Regions from separate parts of the Homo sapiens genome. Here region 2 is linked to region 1. A link is a loop called in an ENCODE intact Hi-C map of the cell type or tissue named here. Cell type or tissue: K562. All regions are shown on one strand. Each heading gives the region's core, and the rest is flanking DNA. Links, peaks and the distances in the headings are about the cores only.

Region 1 (8,132 bases), core at 3,056-5,555:
CATGCTCCTTAACTTACAACGGGGTTACATCTGAACAAATCCATCAGAAGTTGAAAATATTGCAAGTCGAAAATGCATTTAATACACCTCAGCCTACTGTAAACTAAAAATCAAAGTCTAAGCCCCTTAACTAACTGAATGGGTGCCCCCTTAGTCAAGGGGATTCCAAGGTAAACCTGAAAAACAAGTTCAGGCCACGATGGGAAGGGAGGTCCGTCATGCCTCATTTTATCCTCCTCCTTTAGGAATTCAGGCACAGCTGACCAGCCTTAACTGAAAACAGAGATCTTAAGACTCACAAAACAGACTCTTCCTAGCAATAAGATACCAAATTCCAACCACACTCTAGTAGAGCATCACATGACAGATAGCAGGCCCTGAAAGAAATCAAAGTATTTTAGCCCAAAATATATTTTTCTGACAGATTTTGAAATGTCTCTGAAAGCTGTCTCTTGTGGGAAAATCTACATTCTATAGCAGGGGTGTCCAATCTTTTGGCTTCCCTGGGCCACACTGGAAGAAGAAGAATTGTCTTGGGCCACACATAAAATACACTGACACTAATGATAGATGATGAGCTAAAAAAAAAAAAAATCTCATAATATTTTGAGAAAGTTCACAAATTTGTGTTGGGCCACATTCAAAGCCATCCTGGGCAGCACGAGGGTTGGACAAGCTTGATGTAGAGAATCACCTTCCCTTCAGGTCTTTTTCTGATCCTGAAGAGATTAGCTGAGCATCTAGTAGCACCTTTTAAAGGTCTGAATAGAAAACATTTGCCATCTATTGCCTTTGAGAGTGGCCCTCTGTGAGACTTCATCTACATAATAAAAACCTTGGTCTCTAACAACTTCTTATCTCAACCCAGGCACACTTTTCAACTGATTTCAGGTTTTCGTTTTTTTTTTTTTTTTTTTTTTTTTGGTTTTTTGGGAGCGAGTCTTGCTCTTGTCTCCTAGGCTGGAGTGCAGTGGTGCAATCCTGGCTCACTGCAACCTTCACTTTCTGGGTTCAAGCGATTCTCCTGCCTCAGCCTCTGAGTAGCTGGGACTACAGGCATACACCGCCATGCCCAGTTAATTTTTGCATTTTTAGTAGAGGCGAGGTTTCACCATGTTGGCCAGGCCAGGCTCGAACTCCTGACCTCAGGTGATCCACCCGCCTTGGCCTCCCAAAGTGCTGGAATTACAGGTGTGAGCCACCGCACCCGGCCTTGATTCCAGGTCTTTAGATAGTAACTTAATGCTTTCAATTAACTGCCAATCAGAAAAATCTCTGAATCCACCTGTGACTCGGAGCCCCCTCCAGCCCCTGTGCCTTCCCCATCCACTTCAAGTTGTCCCGCCTTTCTGGATTGATGTCTGCCTGTAACTTATGTCCTCCTAAAATGTATAAAACCAAGCTGTAAACCAACCACCTTGGGCACAGGTTCTCAGGACCTCCTTGGGCTTTGTCACAGGCTTTGGTCACTCATATTTGGCTCAGAATAAACTCTTTAAATATTTCACAGAATTTGACTATTTTGTTGACACTGCCTAACACCATAGCTTAGCCTAGCCTACCTTAATTGTGCTCAGAACACTTACAGTAGCCTACAGTTGGGCAAAATTATCTAAGGAGGCAAAGCCTGTTTTAAAATAAAATGCTGAACAACTCAATGTAATTTATTGAATACTGTACTGAAAGTGAAAAACAGAATGGTTGTATGGGTACTTCAAGTACAGTTTCTACTAAATGTGTATTGCTTTCATGCCATTGTAAAGCTGAAAAATTGCATGTCAAGCCATTACAATTCTGGGGCCACCTGTAGGCATCCTGAGCCAGACTCCAGGTGAGAACTGAGGCCCGCCTTGGAGTAATGGGGGAATAGAAGAAAATGGCGGCTTGGTGATGAGTTAAGGACCGAGAATGGAGGGACTGGTTGGACACAGAAAGGGAAGAACCTTGTATAGAGAAGGGATTGTGTTTTGCTTTTGTCTTTTTTGCTGAAGTCTCAGCCCACTGCTCTTCCTATAACAGATGCCCAGTAAAGCTGGCTGAATGGAAGCAGAAAGGCAGTTGCTGGCTTGTGCAAGTCAGGGCTCCTGAGCCCCATGGGCATCTCAGAACGCTTGGGGGTGAGTGGAGTCCTGAAGCTGGCACATCAGCCCAGCTTGTGAAGTCCTTCACTACTGTGTACCTTGGGAAGTCCCAGAAAACACATCCTCCCCACCCCGCAAACCATGAAGAGCTAATGTCCAAGCAGCTTGGGTTATTACTGGTAAAGGACAAGAAGGCCATTATTCAAAGGGGAGGAATCGTGGTGTCTTCCAAAAATGGTGGCAACAATGTTTCTGGTTTCACATGTTCTTCCAGAACCCTGCCACTCTCCATCTAGAAGTGGGCTCCATGTCCCTTCTCTTTGATCCTGGGTGAGCCTTCATTGATCTCAATGAATAGGATATGGCAGAAGTGATGCTATGTGACTTCCAAGCCTAGGTCGTAAAGATGAGACAGCTCCCAGGTCTTTCTCTTGGGACATGAGCTGCTGTAAGATGTTCAGCTACCTTCAAGTCCCTGTGATGGGGAGACCACAAAAGAGACAGAGATCCCTGGACCCCTGCTGATCCACCCTTCAGCCCGGGCACCAGACATGTGGTTGAGGGGGCCTACAGATGACTCTGTCCCCATCCCCATCTGATTGCAACCACTTGAGAGAGCGGGAGAGAGTTGCCCAGCTCAGCCCCGTCATCCTTCAGAACCATGAGAGAGAACAAAATGCCTTGTGTTTCAAGCCATTTGTTTTGGGGTGGATTGTTACACACTAGATACAGGTGTGACAAAACAGGGAGCTTGTGCTTGGGAGTCTGAACTGTAACGCATACCAGGGAGCCAGGGATAGTAAGATACACCTGCTAACAGAGTCTCCCACCTGGGGGTGCCAGCAAGAGAATGGAGCCAACACTGAGAAATGCCAGTGTCAGGCCACCCAGCTGCTCTGCAGTTCCCAAGGTACCCTGGACCTGAGATGTTCCCACTGTCTCCCTGCTGATGTGTGGTTTGGAAAGGCACCTGAGCTAGGAAGCTGAGCAGACGGAATGGCCTGCCAGTGGAACCATTCTCCAAGAAGCAGGGAGGGCCCTTCTCCTCCTTTGCTGTGTTCCTCCCAATGCTAGTGGGAAGCTTGAAGCTCCCCTCCCACAGGCTCAAATATCCCAGCAATGCTGCCCTGACCCCGTACATGCAATGTTTTCTCCTTTCCTACAGTATTTACTCATACTTGCGGCTGGATTAGATTGAAGCAATGCTGGAAAGAATATTTAGTTTGTCTTCAGCAACTCACCTACTGATTACCACTGCTATTCCTACCTCCCATCCGGCCACTCCCTTGCACCAGGCTCCCCAAATGGCATTCTGTGTGCCCAGTGACCCCCACAGTACCTCCCCCTTCACTCCTGCTCTGCCAGTGGTTCTCAACTGGGGGCATTCCATGCACCCCCCAACTCCGCCAAGCCCCCAGGGGACATTTGGCAAGGTCTGCAGACATTTTTGAGTGGCACACGGGGGTGTGTGGGTAGAGGCCAAGGATGCAGCTAAACATCCTATAATTCACAGGACAGCCCCCTACAATGAACAATTATCCAGTCAGTTGTGCCAAGGTTGAGAAACCCTGATGGATCTCAAATCGTACCTGTTTTGCGTTATATTTCTTTAGACCTTTTGTTCTTTTGTTTTGCATGCTGACAGCTAGATACACGATAAACAGACCAAGCTACTGAAGACTGCTCCTGGCTAAATTTCACCCTTCCTGAGACAACAGCATTTTAACAATCTCCAGCAGACCTGACACCCTGTCCCAGAGAGACACATCTCTCAAGGTCCTAGGCAGCCCAAGAAGGCGGAGAGCCACATTTTCAGGCAGCTGTGGGTCTTCGCTTTGGAAGGGAGGAGAAGGAACCTCTGAAAAGCCAATTCAGGGCCATCCCTCTGAAACTGGCAGGGAGGGGCTTCTCTAGAGGAAATGCACACCCCGCCAGCGTGCTAGGCCTGCGAGAGGGTAGCTGATGAGTCACCCTGGGCCATCCCTTTGTTACTCATTTCAGAGTCTGGCAGCAGCCCAGAAAAGGATACCCCCAAAGTGGAATTCCCCATGCATGTACAATCATCCTTCATTTGTATCAGGGGCTGGGAGGGGAGGGGGCAGATCCTCCATTTTACTCATGCCCCACCCTTATTAACAAGAAGTCTTCAGCCTCCTTCCCTAAACTGCACACACATCAGAACTGTGAGCCACAGCCAGTGATCCAAACCACGTGTCCCAGGCCTTTCCTTTCCCTTCTCCCTGCCCTATCTGCCAGAAGGGAGGCCCTAAAAGGGAGGATGGGAGGGAGGCGAGGGTGCTGGGGCTTGACATTCACTCTTCCTCTCTCTAGTCCCTTGCCTGTCTCAGCCGTGCCCTGGACCAGAAGGACATAACCTGTTGCATGTTTTGTCGTTTTTGTGTCCCTGTTCCCTGCAGCCCTGACCCTCCTGGGCCATCGCCCCCACGGTCACTAGTCAATATCAGAGTTTTTATCTCCAGTACCCCAGCAGAGGTGGCTGCTCCTTCCTGATGGCTGCCCTCCCCCCAGGCGCAGGCAAACCCACCCTCTTCCTCCCCATCCCTGCTCTCATCACAGACCCCACAGAAGAAGGGAGGAGGAGGTGGAACCTTGCCCTCGGCTGCCAATTCCTGTCTTAAATTCCTGCTCTTCAGGAACTCTCCTTTCTTAGCTCCTGGAGGAAGCCCAAAGACAGTATCTATTTTCCTGACTTCCTGAGGGGATTCACAAAGCTGAACTACTAGTCTTGCTTGGGCTGGGGTAGCAAAATACAGGAGAAACATCATCCTGAGAATGGGCCCAACAAGAATGAACGTGGGAAACTTTCTCACTCGGATCCTGGTCTCCCGAGAGACGGAGGAAACCCACGAGGCCCTGGGTTCCAGTGGCACCTTTCTGTCACATAGTCTTAAAGTTCCCTGCATTGTAGGAAAAGAAAAAGAAAGGACGCAAACATCGTCATTGTTCCCATTTCGCAGATGGGTGAGTGGAAACTTATGGCTAGAGATCACAAGGTACTGGAAGCACGTGTATGTGCTGGGATAGGAGAGAGTCCACGTTCCTTGGCACTGAAGGGCCTCTGGCCCTTTGTGGGAAACATCAGGAGGCCATGACCATTGTGTGACCAAAGAAAATTACAGCAGGAAACTCCTCTGAGTTTCCGGACCTTCCCCCTGGGACACCACCTCCTCTGTCATACCCCTCTCCAAAACTTAGGTGGCCGCCAATGTCAAGTGCTAAAGCTGGGACCCAGTCGGGTATTCAAGATGTGCCACAATGTGTCTCCACCTCAGCGACGCGACCTCATTTGACAGTACTCCCCTCCAGCTGTACTGTCCCCAAAGAGAACGTGCAATCTGCATGGATTAAACCTTTACTATGTACCAGCCTCTGGAGCTCTGAGCTTTATATGTCTATTATTTCATTTCATCTTTACAGTCCTCTGAGGTAGACACAATTTTTTTTTTTTTGAGATGAAGTCTCGCTCTATTGCCCAGGATGGAGTGCAGTGGTGCGATCATGGCTCACTGCAACCTCCACCTCTCAGGTTCAAGCGATTCTCCTGCCTCAGCCTCCTGAGTAGCTGGGACTACAAGTGCATGCCACCACGCCCGGCTAATTGTTTGTATTTCATATTGTAGTTTTGTAGAGATGGGTTTTCACCGTGTTAGCCAGGATGGTCTTGATAGTAGGCACTATTATTATCTTCATTTCACGGATGAGGAAACTGAGGTGTGAAGAGGATAGTGATCCACTCAAAATGACAGAGCCAGTATGTGGCAGAATAAGAGGCCAGTCCCTAACTGCCAGACACCAAGTCCTCATTCGCTACCCTGATATTTACAGATGTTTATTGATGTAGGTTTAGCTGTTTGTTTTGAGACAAGGTCTCACTCCATCACCCAGGCTAGAATGTCATGGTGCAATCACGACTCACTGCAGCCTTGACCTCCTGGGCTCAAAGTGATCCTCCCACCTCAGCCTCCCAAGTAGCTGGAACTACAGGTGCACACCACCATGCCCAGCTAATTAAAAAAATTTTTTTTTGTGGAAATGGGTTCTCATTATGTTGCTTGGCTGGTCTTGAACTCCTGGGCTGAAGGGACCCTCCCACCTCAGCCTCCCAAAGTGTTGGGATTACAGGCATGGGCCACCATGCCCTGCCTGTTTATTGACGTCTGTGCATTGTTTGGCTCTGATGTGAATACTATCCCGCTTTGGAGAGTAAAGGCTGAGAGGCTGGATTCCAGAGCGCAACAGTCTGCTGCTGTGCAGTGCAGCAGCCACAAGGAACATGTGGCTATTTACATTTAAATTAAATAAAATTACAAATTCAGTTTCTCAGTTGCATGAGTCATATTTCAAGTGCTCCACAGCCACACAGGGCTAGTGCTGCTGTTTGGAGCAGTGCAGATATACACGGTTTCCATCATCACTAGAAGCTCTATGGGACAGGGGTGGTCTAGAAGTGGCCTCACTGCACACCTGCTGGCCAGGCCACCTCCTCCTGGGGCTCAATCATCCAGACAGTGTTGCTAGCCAGGACCCCAACAGACCTCATGGAACCCACGGTCCTTCATTTCTCAAATCCCCAGATGAGTGTCCCTTGGCTGGTCTTCTTGGGGACTGGTGCTGAACAAGGTGGAGATATAATTCCTCACAAACACCAGTCCAGCTAAAGCCAGATGTGTGAGGGTGCAGGGGGCTGTCGAGGAAGGTAACATTCTAAAGTCACAGAATGTCAGAAGTAGTGGGGCATCAGGAAAATCTGTTCCAACCTTCTAATCTCAGAGACAAGATAAGACAACTATGGCCGTATAGGGGCGTGGTCTGGCTCCTGGCCACAGGAAGCTGGTGGAAAATCTAAAGAGGCACCCAAACAGGCAAAGAGTCACCCCTGGATCCAGAGGCCCATGGGGAGCAGGCTGGAGCCCTGGAATCCCACTTTGCACGCCCTGTGGCTTTGCAGGAAAGTATATGGGAAATGGGGGATTCTTGAAGGGGGTCCCACTGCTCCTATTCCTGGAGAGGGGGCAGGGAGAGCTAAGGAGAGATTTGTTCTTCAGGCATCTGATGTAGCTGGAGACCGTGGGTACCATGGCCAAAGCTGAGGCAGCCAGGGTGGGACAGGGGCCTCCAAGCAACACAGCAGTGTTAGCAGTTCACCTGGACCTGTTGATGAGCTGTCTTAGATGCACGAAGGCAAGAGATGTCTCATCTCGTCTCTAAGATCTTAGATCTTAAGTGCAGAGGGAAGGCAGCTGGGAGTGTGGACGGCAGCCACAAGGGAGAAAAGTGCAAGAGCATTTACAACCAGAAGAGAAGCCGAGGGGACATGATGGCCCATGGACAATGTAGCCATGGACAGTGCCCTGGGAGGCTGGTAAGGGGGGTGCTGGGACTGGTGGTGAAGAGATCATTTTTAAGAAAAAGAATGGATTTACTTTCTCCATCAAACCAGCCAACATCTATTTGCTAGTCTTTAAACATTTTAACTACATGGGTACTTATTTATTTACTTTTTGAGATAAGTTTTCCCTCTGTTGCCCAGGCTGGAGTGCAGTGGCTCCAGAACCAGGCTGGAGTGCACGGCTCACAGCAGCTTCTACCTCCTGGGCTCAAGTGATCCTCCTGCTTCAGCCTCCCGAGTAGCTGGGACGACAGGCATGTGCCACCAAGCCCAGGTAATTTTTTTGTAGAGACAGAGTTTTGCTATGTTGCCCAAGCTGGTCCCAAACTCGGGTTCAAGCGATCCTCTTGCCCCAGCCTCCCAAAGTGCTGGGATTACAGGTGTGAGCCACTGCATACTTATTAAAAAGGCACCACAAATTCCAATAGACAGGCATCTTACAAAATCTCTGATCAATATTCCCCAAAACTGTCAAGGTCATCAAAATTAAGGAAAGACTTGAGAGACTGTCACAGCCCAGAGGAGCCGAAGGAGACTTGGCAACTAAATGAAACGTGGGGTCCTGGATGGGATCCCGGAATAGAGAAAGAACCTTAGGGGAAAACTAAGAGAATCTGCATAAAGCATGGACTTTAATAATA
Region 2 (5,918 bases), core at 2,696-5,195, 2.0 Mb after region 1:
CAGGTCTCTCTATACACTCCGTGTGTGTGTGTGTGAGCCTTGAACTCTGTGTGGAGGTGGGGGTCCCAGCGCGTGTCTCTGTGAACACGCTTATGCGTCCCTCTCAGAAGAAATGGTATGTTGATCCTGGACGTGTCCTACCAGGTAACACAATAGCAAAGACTTTCACCGCTTGGTCCAACCGGGAAACAGTTATAGCTTCTGGAATAGAACTCGCTCTTCAGAAAAAATACTACGCAAGGGAAGGGGGGTTGACTCCTTCGCTCCCATCCAAAGGTGGGTGAGAGAAACCCGAGTCGTTGGAGATCTGCCGACGTGATGGGTGCGTGCCCCGTGTGCGCGCGTGAGTGTGGATTCCGCCTGTGACACTTTGGTTCTGTGTCAGAGAATGGTGACGGTCGTGTGTAGACGGATGAGAATGGTGACGGTCGTGTGTAGACGGATGATAGATGGCATTTTTCCTGATAGCTCTTAAAGTTCGTTTAGGTGAGCGTCTCTTGGCGTGGGGTTTGGCGTCTTTGCTATGTGCATGTCTAATAGAAGAAGAAGAGTTAGCAAGCCTGAGTTGTAGAGTGCCCCTGTGCCTACAGGAGGAAGGAGCTGTCTTTTTGCAGACACTCTGAAATCAGAGATAGATCCGGTGGGCAACAATTCACTGTCCCTTTCAACGAGTACAGGCTAATTGGGAGGTCCTCTTTACGGAATCAGTACTCTTGAAGGGGGGATATCTGTATGGGATTGAAACCTTATACAACGTGGCTGCCTCCCATTGAGAGAAGCTCTAGGATGCACAGTCTGTGCCAGCCAGGGAGATGAAGAGGGGAGGAGAGCCCAAGTTGTCCTTTCCAGGCAGGAATGAGGGCGGGGGCAGGTGAGAGAGCAAAGGGTGAGGGATTTGCCGGGGCTGGGGTTTCCAGGTTTCCAGATCTGGCTCCATGGCTTGAGATTTCGTTTTAGGACACCAGTTAGTAGTGAAAAGGGGAAATGCAGATTAATTTATAAGAGGCCAAAAGACAACATGTGAGGTTTTAGTATGACTATGTTGTGCTTTTCAAAGGACCCCAATAGAGAATGGAAGGCAAGAATAGCTCCAAGTTAAAGAGATTCACTTAAGGGGATTTGCAGAAAGTTGACATCCACCCTGATGTATATTTAGCTGCTGTACCTTTCTGTGAACCATGCCAGTGCTCTTGGTTACCCCTTTGCCTTTGCAGCGAGTGAGGGAATTAAATGGCAAGCATGCAAGGGTGGACAAATGGGTCTTTCTCAGATGTTTGCAGTGTACTTCTGCCCGAGAGCTGAGGTTCAGAATAGATGCCTCTTAAGAGCCTCCCTTCTGTCTTCAGCTTTTCTAATTATTTGTGCTTATACCTTCTCTACAGCTGAACTTTTATGTAGGTCCAGGAAAGGTTGTTCATTAACATTTACAACATTACATCCAAATTTAACCTTAGACTTAGCAACCAAATTGATTGGAGCCCTCAGGTTTGCATCCTCTTTGAATACATAAAAATGAATTTCAAGTTTTGATAATGGTATGATAAAGGGCAATTAGGACGACTTTGCTCAGAGGGATGCAAAGGTCTTTCCCAGGGATTGGATGAGACTGCCTTTTGTGTCACGTGACTTTATTCTTTCTTTCCCCCTTCCCCTTCTTTACAGACTGTCTTGAGTTCTTCTTGAATTGCCAGTTTTCAGCCTCCTCATGCCTCCGTCTCCTTTAGACGACAGGGTAGTAGTGGCACTATCTAGGCCCGTCCGACCTCAGGATCTCAACCTTTGTTTAGACTCTAGTTACCTTGGCTCTGCCAACCCAGGCAGTAACAGCCACCCTCCTGTCATCGCCACCACCGTTGTGTCCCTCAAGGCTGCGAATCTGACGTATATGCCCTCATCCAGCGGCTCTGCCCGCTCGCTGAATTGTGGATGCAGCAGTGCCAGCTGCTGCACTGTGGCAACCTACGACAAGGACAATCAGGCCCAAACCCAAGCCATTGCCGCTGGCACCACCACCACTGCCATCGGAACCTCTACCACCTGCCCTGCTAACCAGATGGTCAACAATAATGAGAATACAGGCTCTCTAAGTCCATCAAGTGGGGTGGGCAGCCCTGTGTCAGGGACCCCCAAGCAGCTAGCCAGCATCAAAATAATCTACCCCAATGACTTGGCAAAGAAGATGACCAAATGCAGCAAGAGTCACCTGCCGAGTCAGGGCCCTGTCATCATTGACTGCAGGCCCTTCATGGAGTACAACAAGAGTCACATCCAAGGAGCTGTCCACATTAACTGTGCCGATAAGATCAGCCGGCGGAGACTGCAGCAGGGCAAGATCACTGTCCTAGACTTGATTTCCTGTAGGGAAGGCAAGGACTCTTTCAAGAGGATCTTTTCCAAAGAAATTATAGTTTATGATGAGAATACCAATGAACCAAGCCGAGTGATGCCCTCCCAGCCACTTCACATAGTCCTCGAGTCCCTGAAGAGAGAAGGCAAAGAACCTCTGGTGTTGAAAGGTAATGCCCCTGCTCCCTTCCCAAGCACGGTCCTGATTAGCCGGGTTCACTTTGGGTTTTCTCGTAGAGTGACAGCATTCTCCTTACCCTGGCTACCAAAGACCAAAATAGACTTTATTCTTCTCTTCCCTTCTATGCTCTTTATTGTTTTGGTTTAGTAAGAAAAACCCAGCAGCACTGAACTGGAAGCCAGAAGATCTGGGTTCTACCCTTCATTTGGGTTCTAATTTGCATTGTGCAAGTCATTTCACCTCTCTGGGACTGTTTTCTCATCTTTCTAAAAAGGGGCTTTATACACACCAGATGGTATCTCAAGTCATGCCTGGTCTGCTAGCTCTATTCCAATCAATCACTAGTTGGAAAGTTATTGTCTCTCAGACTTAACCAATGTTGATGGAACAGAGGAAGGAGCAACTATGGTGAACTACAAGTAAACCTACAGGTACCAGTTCTTACTGTGGGAAATTCTTTCTCTTTCTCACCTTTCTGACCAGCTTGACTTTTATGTGGTTTATAAAGTGACCTTGAAGAAGGGCAGAGCTTCTTATTCTAAGGCCCCATATAAAGTATAAGTTCACCAATTACATCCATTCCTCTGCCAAGGCTCCAAGGGAACAGAGACGTTTTTATGAAACACTCCCCAACCCATTGTTTTTTCTGGCCTCACCTGACAACGGTTGGCATCATGGCTCCTCCCAAGATGGAGTAATGGGTCACTTGCCCCAGTATACTGAATGCAGAATAACTGAGATTAGCAGAACTGAGCTCTGGCAGAAGGAATTATTCACCACTCTTCTCGGAGCACCTTCCATACCGTGTTGCCTAACCTTTCCAAGTAGCCTGCATCCTGTGCCCAGCCTAGTTGCACCTCTTTGCCCTCAGATACTGACTTTTGGGGCACTGTACATCACTCTCATTCGGCATCTTTTACCTGGTGGTGGTAGTGAGAGATAGTCGTCTTCTCTCTTCTCTCCTCTTGTGTTCTGAGCCAAGGTACGCAGTTTCTGGGTCACATCTCCAACCAGTCTCCTAAAGTGTGTTGACCAAAGGTGTTGCTGAGTTTGAACACATTGCATATTTAAATTGCAATAGGACATGTGGGTGAGCAAGTTAGTTATTTTGTCTCTATGGGACAGCTTTGCCATTCTCCTTCTTGTCTTCCCAGTGGGGCATTCTGCCTTTTGTTAAGCAGTGTTCTGGGAATTATAGTTCTGAATTCCACTGACACAATCTCCTCTTCCCACCCTCCGCTCTCCTCAAACTTGCCCTCATGGGGCTACACTACCACAAAGGCACATCTCTCCTTAGGGCTGGTGGGCTTTGCTGGGAAGGAGAACATGAAAGAATTGTATGTAGAGAGTTCCAGAAGCTTCTAGACATTTCCTGGTCGTGGTGGTTGTGGTGGGTTTTCTTGAGGTCACAAATATGTTCAGATTTCCTCCATATAGCTCTGTATTTTATTGTTTCTGTATTCTTGTATGGTTGACTTTGAGTGATTCCCAGGATATTTACCCTGCTATTGTCTTACCATAATCTTGATGTGTCTAGCCTCTTACAAATGAGAAAATCCTACCGAGGAATTTCCCATTTGTAATAGTTTGTCTTGGGGAGCAAAGAGGAGGATAGCCAATGATCATGATGATCTCCTCTTTTCTCACGCAGAGCAGGTGTTCATGATAAAAAGCAAGTCTTTTGTGTCTTCATGATCTGAAGAGAGGAAACAACACGGATCAAGATGATCCTAGACCTCCTAATCATGGGGATGATTACAAGGAGTTGCAGACCCTACTCTCTATTTTGCAGTGGGTGGAGTTGTGGATAGGGGTGACCCATCAGTCATTGAGAAATGAATCTCCTGGGTGCTACTTGTGAAAGTGAGGATCCTCTCTCCCTTTCCTGTGGATGCAGCTGAGATTCTGGACAGCCTAGACTTCTTCCTCAGTGTCAGAGTAAGATTGCCTCAATGGGGCGGGGCAGGACACACTGCTGACCTCACCACTGGGCGCCCTGGGCAGCCACTGCGAGGCCTCGTCATTTTCGAGTTGGTGAGACACCGCGGCAGTCGACTTGGAAGATGCTCTGGTGGTAGAGGTTAGATTATTTGTAGTTTTGGGGGCCTTTTCTTCAAATATCTGGGAATTTCATTGAAAATATGTAGTTCAGGAGTGAAGGGGTCTATATTCTACTTTATAATTATCATTATCATTTTGGTATCTTTTGGGAGAATGGCCTAAAATTGGGACCAAGATGGAAAAGAAGGGAAAGGAATGGGTCAATATTAGAATGCCCTTCGTTATCCTTTCAACTTGGTAAACCAGAGATTAATACCATAGCACCACTGTGGTGAAAGACGGGGTGGGCATTCCCCAAAGGCATGACCAGCAGACTTCTCTCAGATTCTTGAGTGGGTCAAGCAGACCATTCTGGTCTGGCTTCTCCTCTCAGATTTATTTGAGTAATCCCCTCCCTTGGTGATAAGATTGTGTTTCAGCAAGAGTGGTAGTGGTACCATTTCGGAAGGAGTAATTTTTGCAGGGAAGTTGGTGGGAGGGGGGCATAGTTAGAACATAAGGAGGAAACTTCTAAAGGCTTGTTAGTTTATTTTCAGAGATTTCAGTACAATCTTGGGTAATTTATGGCTGGCCCATCTGATGCTCTGGTTTATGTTTGTAAACACTGGTTGCTACCCTCCCTGTCCAAGATCCTTGTCCCCCTGTCTCCATGCCATACTCTCCATTTTTGGTGCTGTCTGTCAAGTAGAGCGGCTGCTAACTTGCCATTTTAGTAATGCTGTGTCAGGTTGGGAAGAAACCGATCAGAGGCATGGCAGCCCCTGGGATTAAGTTACTGTTCTAATTTACAGTGCCCTCCCTGTTGTGACCTATGCTAGAATCTATGTTTTAGTCTCATCTTCTAAAGAATAAATGGCATCAGACCTGTGCTTCTCTTCAACCTGGTGAAAATGATCCAAATGAATAAATATTTAGGGATTTGTGAGGTCTTTGAAAGAATTATATTGTTTTACTCAAAGCTGATTTTTAATCAACTAAAACTTGCTTTCTAGTCAAACTGAGTAAGAAAGTTGAACAATTCTAGACCATCCATAACGAGAGCTACCGTTTTTGCTATAAAGTTTTTCAGGCTCCCTTTCTTTTCAGTAAAGCTGGGTCCAGGGAAATAATTTGTCATTTACTTAGGTAGGAAGAAATAGTCTACTGCCCCTTTTTCTTAAAGACAGTATATGCCTTCAAAAATGTTATTATAAACATTTTCAAGCATATAGAAAAGCAGAAAAGTGTGTAATGAACATCCATACACCTATCAACCAGATTAAACAATTATATTTTTCCTATTTGCTTTCTCTTTTCTGTTGAAATATTTAAAAATATAGATAATGTTTTA

What was found. Hi-C counts contacts between places; a loop is a spot of excess contacts. Peaks named below come from ENCODE experiments on the same cell type or tissue, not always from the same donor. Only the 100,000 strongest peaks of a DNase experiment are listed, where the experiment ranks them.
Region 2: a loop joins it to region 1, with 15 times the contacts of the local background. A loop is called at or near these places in 2 of 110 quality-filtered maps.

Annotation. Positions count from the first base shown.
Region 1 is chr1:223,722,802-223,730,933 of GRCh38, reverse strand. The region is part of intron 2 of CAPN2 (calpain 2); the gene reads right to left. Among named protein-coding and RNA genes, the nearest start is that of CAPN2, 14 kb to the right of the region's middle. RefSeq lists an enhancer at 2,783-3,443. In K562, for the core only: no CTCF peak of the experiment used is centred there; DNase peaks (open chromatin) are centred at 4,023 and 4,323.
Region 2 is chr1:221,735,532-221,741,449 of GRCh38, reverse strand. It overlaps DUSP10 (dual specificity phosphatase 10), which reads left to right. Exons shown (of 4, transcript NM_007207.6): 2 at 1,663-2,516. The coding sequence starts at 1,706. Among named protein-coding and RNA genes, the nearest start is that of DUSP10, 3.6 kb to the left of the region's middle. RefSeq lists enhancers at 1-291, 685-824, 2,707-2,936 and a silencer at 325-374. In K562, for the core only: no CTCF peak of the experiment used is centred there; no DNase peak of the experiment used is centred there.